Regions from separate parts of the Mus musculus genome. Here region 2 is linked to region 1. The links are chromatin loops, found by intact Hi-C in ENCODE. Cell type or tissue: heart. All regions are shown on one strand.

The links. Hi-C counts contacts between places; a loop is a spot of excess contacts. Peaks named below come from ENCODE experiments on the same cell type or tissue, not always from the same donor. Only the 100,000 strongest peaks of a DNase experiment are listed, where the experiment ranks them.
Region 2: a loop joins it to region 1, with 2.6 times the contacts of the local background. A loop is called at or near these places in 3 of 42 quality-filtered maps.

Annotation. Positions count from the first base shown.
Region 1 is chr2:137,009,165-137,014,164 of GRCm38, reverse strand. The region is part of intron 4 of Slx4ip (SLX4 interacting protein); the gene reads right to left. Among named protein-coding and RNA genes, the nearest start is that of Jag1, 100 kb to the left of the region's middle. In heart, no CTCF peak of the experiment used is centred here; DNase peaks (open chromatin) are centred at 144 and 1,954.
Region 2 is chr2:137,078,610-137,083,609 of GRCm38, reverse strand. It overlaps Jag1 (jagged 1), which reads left to right. Exons shown (of 26, transcript NM_013822.5): 26 at 129-2,159. The coding sequence ends at 586. It also overlaps a transcript of Slx4ip not described here. Among named protein-coding and RNA genes, the nearest start is that of Jag1, 35 kb to the left of the region's middle. In heart, no CTCF peak of the experiment used is centred here; DNase peaks (open chromatin) are centred at 249, 2,859 and 4,639; H3K27ac peaks cover 370 bases.

The DNA of each region.
Region 1 (5,000 bases):
GTTGCATCAGGCACTAAGGGAAGGGAGGGAACATTTCTCAGACAGAGGGAAGAATAGGAAGAACTTGCTTGTTTTGGCCATGCTTGCCTTTTTCTTTTCTTGTGTGAACACCCATGGATTTTCTAACACGATGGCGATGTGCCCCATCCCCAAAGGCTGGAAAGGAGGAGGTGGGGAGGAAGCCTTGTACTCCTGCCTTGGCCATTCACACACCACACCTGGATGCCACAAAAGGATGAGCAGACAGACGCATGTGCACTTTGGCTGGAGACCTCAGCTAAGACTTCAGAGAAATATTCAACTGAAAAGCATAGTCATAGGGGAAAAAAACCCTTCAGACAGAAACCACAGAACTCAGGGAAATTTAATTTATCTTATGACATTTTCTAAAGGGCTGGGTTTCTTAGATGTTAACTAAAAGAAAAGGTTATATAGAATAGAGTAATAAGCAATAAAAAAAAATCCTACTGCTCCACACACATAAATGGACTGTTATCTATATAGCCAATTTATTGCAACAGATACTTTGGATTAGAAGATGGGCTATTTGGGTGTCTATTTTCTGTCTCAAGATGAGAGATGGGAGATATAAAGTTTAAAACAAAGATGCATATATTAATTCAAGCAGAACACTGATCCTGTACCTGGGTAATTTAAAAAGAACTATGCCTTAATAACAAGAGGGAATTTTTATTAAGAGAAAGGACAAGCAGACATGACTCTCCTTAAAGGAAACACAAGACAGCCTGTCATTAGACAGCTGTCCATCACATAGCTACTGGCATTTCACAGCTACATGACCTTTGGACAAGTTACACAACTCCAAGCCTGTTCTCAGCTTCGGGGAAAGAGTCAGGGATGATGTCTGCAGGCTGTAGTTATAGCTTAGCAGTGGGGCACTTGTGTAGTTGTAGAAAGCCTAGTTTTAATCCCCACCAATGGGAAGAAAAAGTGGCTAGAAATGCCCATTTCAGACACAACCGTGCTGGTGTCTGACCGGCTAACACTCAGTAATAGGCACTAAAAGGCAGATGCTAAAGGACTGCCAGAGGGGATGGGTAAGAGGAAAGCATTTTCTCTCCCTCTGTGCTAGGTGATTTTCCTACCCTGGAATCTTATACAGGGCAGGGTGTGGTTTTGGAAAATGAAAGGCTACTTCATGACTTGTAACTCACAGACCACCTCCACCTCTGCTGTGATGGAAGCAGACCAAAGGAAAGTCAAGAAGCAGGTGACCAATGAATAGCAACAATTCCTCTGCTTTTTCCAACACTTGTGTTCCTCCCCAGTATCTGACTGTACCAGGGCCCAGTCCTAAAATAGTGAGAGTTTTCCCACAGAAGTGGAAGCAGCATGGATAAAAGCTGAGAGGTGAGAATGCATTGTAATCTGGGGACTATAGCTTAGTTACAGTACAATGACAAACTGGTGATTAGTCAGGGGAACTCTTCAGGTGTGTTGGTCTAGGTCACTGGGGTACTTCTTTCTCCTGAGGGACTTGCTGTAAGCTCAGTGTCTCACAGACCTTCCAAAGTCTCTGAACTAGTCGACTGGCTCATCAAGAATTCTTAACAGCCAGATTTCACATTATCTCAACCTGGGGTGAAAATGTTTGGCATCTCCATACCCAGAAGGTCACTCTTGTAGCTGTCCAAGAAAAAAAAAAGACCATTGATGAGAGAGCTGGGGCTCCTCTATCAGAATTCAGCTATAAGGCTCACTTAGGTAGACCCAGCCAAGCACAACTAGCCAAAGGATGCTAAGAGAATGGTGAGATATGTGTATGTATGAAGATCTGAATAAGAATGGCAACCCCTACCAGAGATTTCCTCTCTTCTACCAGAATCCTTTGCAAAATAATGACTGGCTCGTTTGAGAACAGCACTGCTGTAAAGTCTCTGTGAGAGACAACCTCAGGGCATCAAGAGCTGGAAAGACTAATGATTAGAACAGATGGTGTCTGCAAACCACCAAAGCCCTGGAGTAGGAAGTCATGTGATGACTAGGTGGCTAAAAATACTGAGGCTATTAAAGACCAAAACTGCATAAGTCACTTGGTCATAATAAGACAATGGGTTGATAAAGGTCAATGGTCTTAAGTAATCAAAGATGAGATTTACTAAAAATTCAGTCAGGATGCAAAGTGAGGGTCAAGACCTGATGGAACTTGGAAAAGCCTGTAAGTTAAAAGATGCAAAGTATAGTCCGACCGGCCAAGTAATATGTATTTCCCTGGCAAAAGCAAAACAAACAAACAAAATAACTGGTTTCTGGAACCAAGGGATAAATGGAGGGGTGACAATCCTAGCATTCCTGGAACTCAATATGTGGACTAGACTGGACTTGAACTCAGAGATCAGCCTGCGTCTGCTTCCCAAGTGCTGGGATTAAAGGTGTGTGCCACCACCCCCTGACACTACTGAGCATTCTCAAAGTGGACAGAGCAAGGAACAAGATTGACCTGTCAAGGCAGAGCCGCTGGCAGCTCAAGCACCTCAAGAGTCAAAGTGAAGACCCCAGATCAGCTACAGGCACAAGGAATAGAAAACAAATCCAAAGGAAAAAGATAGAAATACTAACTACATGTTTCTTGCTTACCAAAGCCAGAATGGTAACTGCAATCTACACATCCCTTTTTGCTGCTTCATCTGCAAGAACCGAGATAGAAGTTTATGCTGTTTCCTACTTGTTTTATTTAAAATATGGTGGTTATAGTCCACTTCACAATTTAGTCAGTAAATTAATAAACATGAGCTATGAATGAACTAGAGAGGGTTAAAAGTATAGAACCATCACTCAGAAACCCCGTAGTAGAGTGGAGCTGAGGTTTCGAACTTTATCTATTGGAGAGGGAATATTCTATGTAGCTCGGCAGCTGTGTTAGGAGTGGGCTGACAGCTTGTTGTTACCACTTGGAAACTCAGGGAAATAGGAAATCAAGAGGAACACTTAAGTGAGTAAGCTGTACCATGCATCTACTCAACCAAAAGATTGACACCTCTCTTATTCTGATACTCGCAGGGTAAAGGCCAAATGGTTTGCCTCCATTGACTCACTGTGGTCAGAAAACAGACACAAGACATGGTTCTGAAGCACAGGGCTTGGTCATGTGCTGACCTCTCTGGCTGGGCAGCAGTTTCTGGTACTATGTCCTGGCTTTGCAGATGAACATGACTTTCATGGTAACTGGTATGTATACTCAACCTGTCCCCATGCTGTAGCAGAGGCTGTGCTTCAGAATAGTTACTGCTCGCCCTCTTAGAGATCCCATAAGCTTTAACCAAGAGCTAGATACACTCTGGCTTATGTCAAGTACAGAAGAAACTGAAAAGGAAATTAAGCTATAGGGTCTCAAGCTGAGGACTGTCAATTCTGTCTTAAAAGGCAATTCTGGCAACAGAGGCATGGATGAATTAGAAGAACAATCTGGAGGCTATAGCAGTAAGTCAAGAATTAATTATGAGGGGAGTGGCAGCAGGAAAGAAAGAGAGAAGAATGGAGGAAAGAAGGAAGGAAGAGGGGGACAAGGGAGGGATGGGTGAGGGAGGACAACCCAATACGAACCCAAACTGTAAATGTGTAGCTGTCTGTGAACACATAAAACATAAATGAAAATCGAAGAGCACAATTCTCTTGTTTGAGTTTTGGGCTGCTAGTCTGACACAAATTGAAGATGCTGCTAACACCCAACTCTGAGCATGACTAGAGGAAGATGCTGAGGTGAAGGTGGTAGGAGTTGACTGTGATATCTTTTTGAAAACTTCCTCATGTCACTAACGTATGCTGACTACCAAGATGACTTTTCAGATGACTTACATGGGATGAAGCTAGTATATTTGGTATAGTCTTCACTGACATTGTGAAGTACTTTTATATAGTCTTGGAGGAGCATATGTAGTTTTATAAAGAACAATCAAAGCGTGAATAATGTTCATCTTACTAGAGCAATGAACAAAGTTGTAAGTGTGTAGACTCGGCTTACCCAGGACGACACACTCAATCTCGTGCCATGCTGAGGCACTTTACCCTGATGTGGCCATGGAAATGTAAAGAAGGAACTGACTGTGGTGAACCTATCTACTGGGACAGTGATCCTGTGGAAGAGAGAGCCATACTGTAGCACTCATATCTTGGGAACTATGTGAGGAGAGCAAGCACTCAGAAGACAGTTCTCTGCAGCATGGTAATCTGGAAAGGTGATTCTAGGGGTGCCAGAGTCAGCCCCCCCCCCTCTGAGGGAGGAAAGAAGGCTGTTAAGTAGACTATAGCATGGCTAAGATATAATATGGTACAGATAATATAAGTAATAAATTCCAAATAACAGGTATTTAGAGGAAAGGGGGAATGAAAGAACTGGTAAAAAAAAAAAAAATGAGTTGGGACTTCATTGGCCATACAATGGAGACGCTACTAAAAATGAAGTAGGTTCTGCAGGAAATAAGGAAGGCCAGGTTCCTTAGAGCAACCCTAACCTTATGAGAAAAGCAATCACCTAAACACATATGTACTGTATTTTGTAGACCATAGACTGCCCTGCATGGTAGAGAGACAACAAAGAGTATACAGGGCAGACCTGGTCCATGGGAGGCTCACACACTGTGGAGAGGTAGATGTTTGTCAAATGGTAGGAGGATAAGTTTAGGGTACCTGTAATCTACAAACAGGGAGATTGTGCTGGGTACATTGACTAGAGAGCTGATGATAACACAGAGCAGGGAAGAAAAGGTTCTGATTTGAGTCAAGCTTTCAGAACGATGGAACTCTAGGAGAAAGGAATCAAGTCAATGGCACTTAAACAAGAGAAAGGAAAAGTGGTACTGTATGACTGGCAGCTCAGTTCCCCAGGGGTCTTCATCATAGTGATCCTGAGAATATCCTGAATGGTTTTCTACAGAGTTGCACAAAATCAAACCTGTGATTTTTTTAAGGGACGGCCTAAGTATAGAATGGACAGAATGTGGCACACTGGCCATATGAAAGGTACCATGAGGTGCCTGCTA
Region 2 (5,000 bases), 69 kb before region 1:
AGTTTCAAAGAGGTTCTTGTCCCCACAGTGCCCCTCTTAGGGACCGAATACAGGAAGACCACTGTTGGCATTCTGTTCCTATGGCAATAGCTCTTCTTGAGTTAACTGGTCCTTGGCTTGTCTTCCAGATTTCCTGGTTCCTCTGCTGAGCTCTGTCTTAACAGTGGCTTGGGTCTGTTGCTTGGTGACAGCCTTCTACTGGTGTGTAAGGAAGCGGCGGAAGCCCAGCAGCCACACTCACTCCGCCCCCGAGGACAACACCACCAACAATGTGCGGGAGCAGCTGAACCAAATCAAAAACCCCATCGAGAAACACGGAGCCAACACGGTCCCCATTAAGGATTACGAGAACAAAAACTCGAAAATGTCAAAAATCAGGACACACAACTCGGAAGTGGAGGAGGATGACATGGATAAACACCAGCAGAAAGTCCGCTTTGCCAAACAGCCAGTGTATACGCTGGTAGACAGAGAGGAGAAGGCCCCCAGCGGCACGCCGACAAAACACCCGAACTGGACAAATAAACAGGACAACAGAGACTTGGAAAGTGCCCAGAGCTTGAACCGGATGGAATACATCGTATAGCAGACAGTGGGCTGCCGCCATAGGTAGAGTTTGAGGGCACCGCGGGGCTTGTAGTTTCTTTAAACTGTTGTCCTATTCCAGTCTGAGGCTGTTGTTGACTTAGAATCCTGTGTTAATTTAAGTTTCGACAAGCTGGCTTCCACTGGCACTGGTAGTTTCTGTGGTTGGCTGGGAAATTGAGTGCAGCGCTCTCACAGCTATGCAAAAACTAGTGAATGTGCCCTGGTGTCCATTCCCCTGCCGCAGACACATCGGGCTCCCAGGAGCTGCCCAGCCCTAGGCCTGGAGCTTCCACATCTGCCAGCGGTCCTAATGGTGATGGCAGCCTTAGGATCATAGTTTTATTTATATTTATTGACTCTTGAGTTGTTTTTGTATATTGGTTTTATGATGACGTTCGAGTAGTTCTGTATTTGAAAGTGCCTTTGCAGCTCAGAACCACAGCAACTATCACAAATGACTTTATTATTTATTTTTTTTTATTGTATTTTTGTTGTTGGGGGAGGGGGGATTTGATGTCAGCAGTTGCTGGTAAAATGAAGAATTTAAAGAGGAAAAATGTGTCAAAGTAGAATTTTTGTATAGTTATGTAAATAATTCTTTTTTTATTAATCACTGTGTATATTTGATTTATTAACTTAATAATCAAGAGCCTTAAAACATCATTCCTTTTTATTTATATGTATGTGTTTAGAATTGAAGGTTTTTGATAGTGTTGTAAGCATATGACTCTTTTTTTTGTGAACTTTTCTCATAACGTGTTGCCTGTAAGCCAAAATTAAGGTGTTTGGAAATAGTTTCTCTTGAAAGGATGGGATAGGCTTTTTCCCCTGGGAATACTGATGGAATTTTTTTTTTTTTTTTTTTTTTTGTACGACGTCAGGTGTTGAAACACTTCCTTGATAGCATCACTTTAAGTTTAAGACACATTTTAAGGACTGACTGAGGCAGATTAAGAATTGCTCTAGAACAGGTTTCTTTCTTTCTTTTTTTTTTTTTTTTCCTCTTTCTTTCCTGCTTTAGACTTGAAAAGAGACAGGCAGGCGATCTGCTACAGAGCAGTCAGTTTTAAGGGAACAGACTGAGCTATATGACTTATGTAGCCAGAAAGTGACTGGTTGAATCTCATTACAAATATCAAATTAATTGTGTGAAGTTGGAAGCATCCCAATCTTACTTTGTAAATTCTGATTTATTTTCACCATTCGTTATGTAATGCTGAACCACTTGTAGACTTGATTTCGTTGTTGTTGTCTACTGCATTTAGGGAGTATTCTCATAAGCTAGTTGAATACTTGAACCGTAAAATGTCCAGTTAGATCACTGTTTAGATTTGCCGTAGAGTACACTGCCTGCCTTAAGTGAGGAAATCAAAGTGCTATTACCAAGCTCAAGATCAAAAAAAAGGCTTATAAAACAGAGTGATCCAGGTTCACCACCGGGACTGGGGAGATACTTGGTGTTTGTTCTATTAGTGTTATATGAACAGAAAATACATCTTTGATGTGTTGTTCCTGGCAATAAATTTTGAAAAGTAATATTTATTAAATTTTTTGTATGAAAACATGGAACAGTGTGGAGTCTTGTGAGCTTATGGAATCCTTGCTGGTTTTTCCATCCTGTGGTTGTTTGGCACTGCTCATTCTGCTCCATGTAGCATCTGAAAGGGGTGGGGGTGTGGGTGGGGGTGGGGTTGAAGCAAACAGCAAAATTTCTGAGTTCTCAAAAAACCCGTGAGGCTGCTGTGTAGGTGCGAGCTGTGGTGGGGGAGCCCCCGATTCTCTTGTCATTTGACAAGTGTGAATACTGCTGACATAGTGCTACTGGATTGCAGTGTGGAGATGAATGGTTTCGGAGCACTCACAGGGAATGCCCATTGCACAAACAGTGGTTTAAACAGCTTGGATTTGGCATTGAGCTGAAGGAGTGAGACTTGGCGCCTTCTCACTTTTTGGATTGGATTAATAGTGATTCCTTGCTGTCATTATACGCCACACCCTATGGCTTTATGTGTACGCTTATCCCCAGAGGGTCTCTTTGCCACAACGTGGGTAGTCTGATGTTAGGGTCCACCTAGTCACCACCTTGGCCCAGGGAATGAGTGTTGGGCTGCCTTACCACGCAGACCTTAGGAGCTGGGTATCCGACTTTCCAAGGGGGGCGGGGCGTGTTACAAGATCAAACTGCCTTCAATATCTGTAAATAGCAAAAGCCATAGCTCCCTGTGGCTCCAGGGGCCTTGCCCGTTCCCACACTGGGAGGTGCAGGAAGCTGGCCTCTGGTTCCTCTTCGGCAAGGGATGAGTTGTGGTGAAAGCCATGTGGACACGTTCCAGCAGCCGTGTAGAGTCATCAGGAGTTCCCTGTTTCTGGTTAGGAAGTCAAAGGTTACCTTTCTCAGAATGCTCTTTAGCAACCTAGCATCCAGGCCTGCCCACTAGCCCCTGGACTTAATGGTCTAACAAACTTGGTCACTCAAAGGTGAAGAGATATGCCCTCCTCCTGTACCCATCCCCCACAGGGAAGTTTTCTCTAACAGTCTAGGGGTTATTCTCAGTTAGGTAGCTCATTTCAGGATGGATGAAGAGTTTTAAATGTCCCAAATATCTCTGCATAGACAGACTATCAAGGGATTCAATGTCTCTTAACATCCCTAAGCTATATCCAACAGTGCTTTGTTTGGGTGCCTCACGAGGTACTTCAGAAGGAAGCAGCTAGTGATGAGTTTAGATTCCCACGACATCTTACCTTGGTGTAGCAATACCTTGTCATTAATCTCTGTCAGCAGACAGCTGGTTTCTGCAAGGTGGGGTTGAAGAGGGAGAAGCAGGGACCCTATAAGCCAGGAGACATTCTCGTTAGACAGCACCAGATTCCAATAGCATTCTGAAGTAATACCTTGTTCTGGTGGTTTGTAAACTTGGATTCTGCAGGACGCTAGAATTCCTTGGGTAGCTGCCAAGTAGTTTTGTGCCAAGGGGGGGGGGTGGGGAGGGGAGTTAATGAGCTTCTGCAGGCCTTCATTCCAGGAGGGAAGTGATCTTGAGATTCACGGATGTTGTCTTGACGAGTCTTTGGTCCCCGACATGGAGTCCTGGGAGGGCATAGGTCAGACTCCTGTGGGCACGGCTCAAAGCCAGGATCTTAATTGTGGAGAAAGAAGGAAGCCCGGGTATGCTGGGGTCAGGGGGTAGAAGAGAGGACTCTGGGAGATGTTCTAGCCCTTCTTAAAGAAGCTTTGGCAGAGAAAAGTTCCAGTCCCGAATCTCACTAGCTAAAATCCTAACGTTAGGGTATGTCATGAAATTCTGGAAAAGCATTACCCTGAAGGTGGTGGCGATTATTCTCATTGTCCCAAGTTTTTAGACAACTGGGGGCTGGGTTGGGGTAGGAGGCAGTAGGATATTTAACCTAACTAAATGCAAGTGGGATTGTCATGATAAGAAAGGCCTCCTGCTCTTTTGAATGCAGAACCCCAAGCCCAGCTCAAGACCCCATAGGATCAGAACTCACCAAAACTGGACTTTAGAATCTACATTTGTCAACAAGCTTTCTCCTCTGCTCCTTTCCCCCTTTGCTTACACACAGTAAAATTTGAGAACAAAAGTATACGCTCTTCATTAATTACAATGTTTTTCCTCCTTGTTAAATGGAATTAGATAGCCTGGAAGCGGGCTTGTTGCTAAATTACCACCTGACATCATTTTTAAGTAAAATGATTACACTGCCCCTTAAGCAAGCCATGGTCTGTATGATTCATCTTTATTAGCTGATCTGAGGGGTCAATGAGTCAAAGTTAACTTATTTAGCAACATTTCTTTGGTAGAAAGGAGCCAAAGAAAGAAGAGGGTGGGGGTCCCCACCTTCCTAAATAGTTCCTGCCTGCTTGTCTGCAAGTGAACAAGTAAGCAGCTAAACACCAGCTGCTTTTAAAGAAAAAGAAAAACAAACAAACAAACAAACTGTCCTGGAATGCCCATAGGAGTTTGAACTTAGGCTGAACGAAGCCCCACCATTTCCGTTTGGACTGTGGGCCGCTTTCTTGGCTCTCCTGGGAATGAGAAACAGGAGTTCAGAGGTTCCCGGCTGGGAGACATAAGTACTTGGGTTATGGGAAGCCTTCTCCTGCTAATGTGTATTTATACTTTGTGAGCTCTGATTCATCCAAGCATTGGAACACAGATCTGCTTCCTGAGGTTCAGTTTTTAAATAGATAGTTTGCAAAAACAACAATTATTTTTCTTAACCTTTTTTTCCTACCCCACAAGCAGCTAAACATCCTGGCTCAGACTATGTCAGCCTCTAACAATGCCAAAAAACAGCTCGGCTACCTAAGGTAGAAGGTGGCCCCTGAGGCAGGCCTTTTGAGGTTCTTGCCCCAGAAGCCTTAAAAACAAAGTTTAGAAGTCATTAGG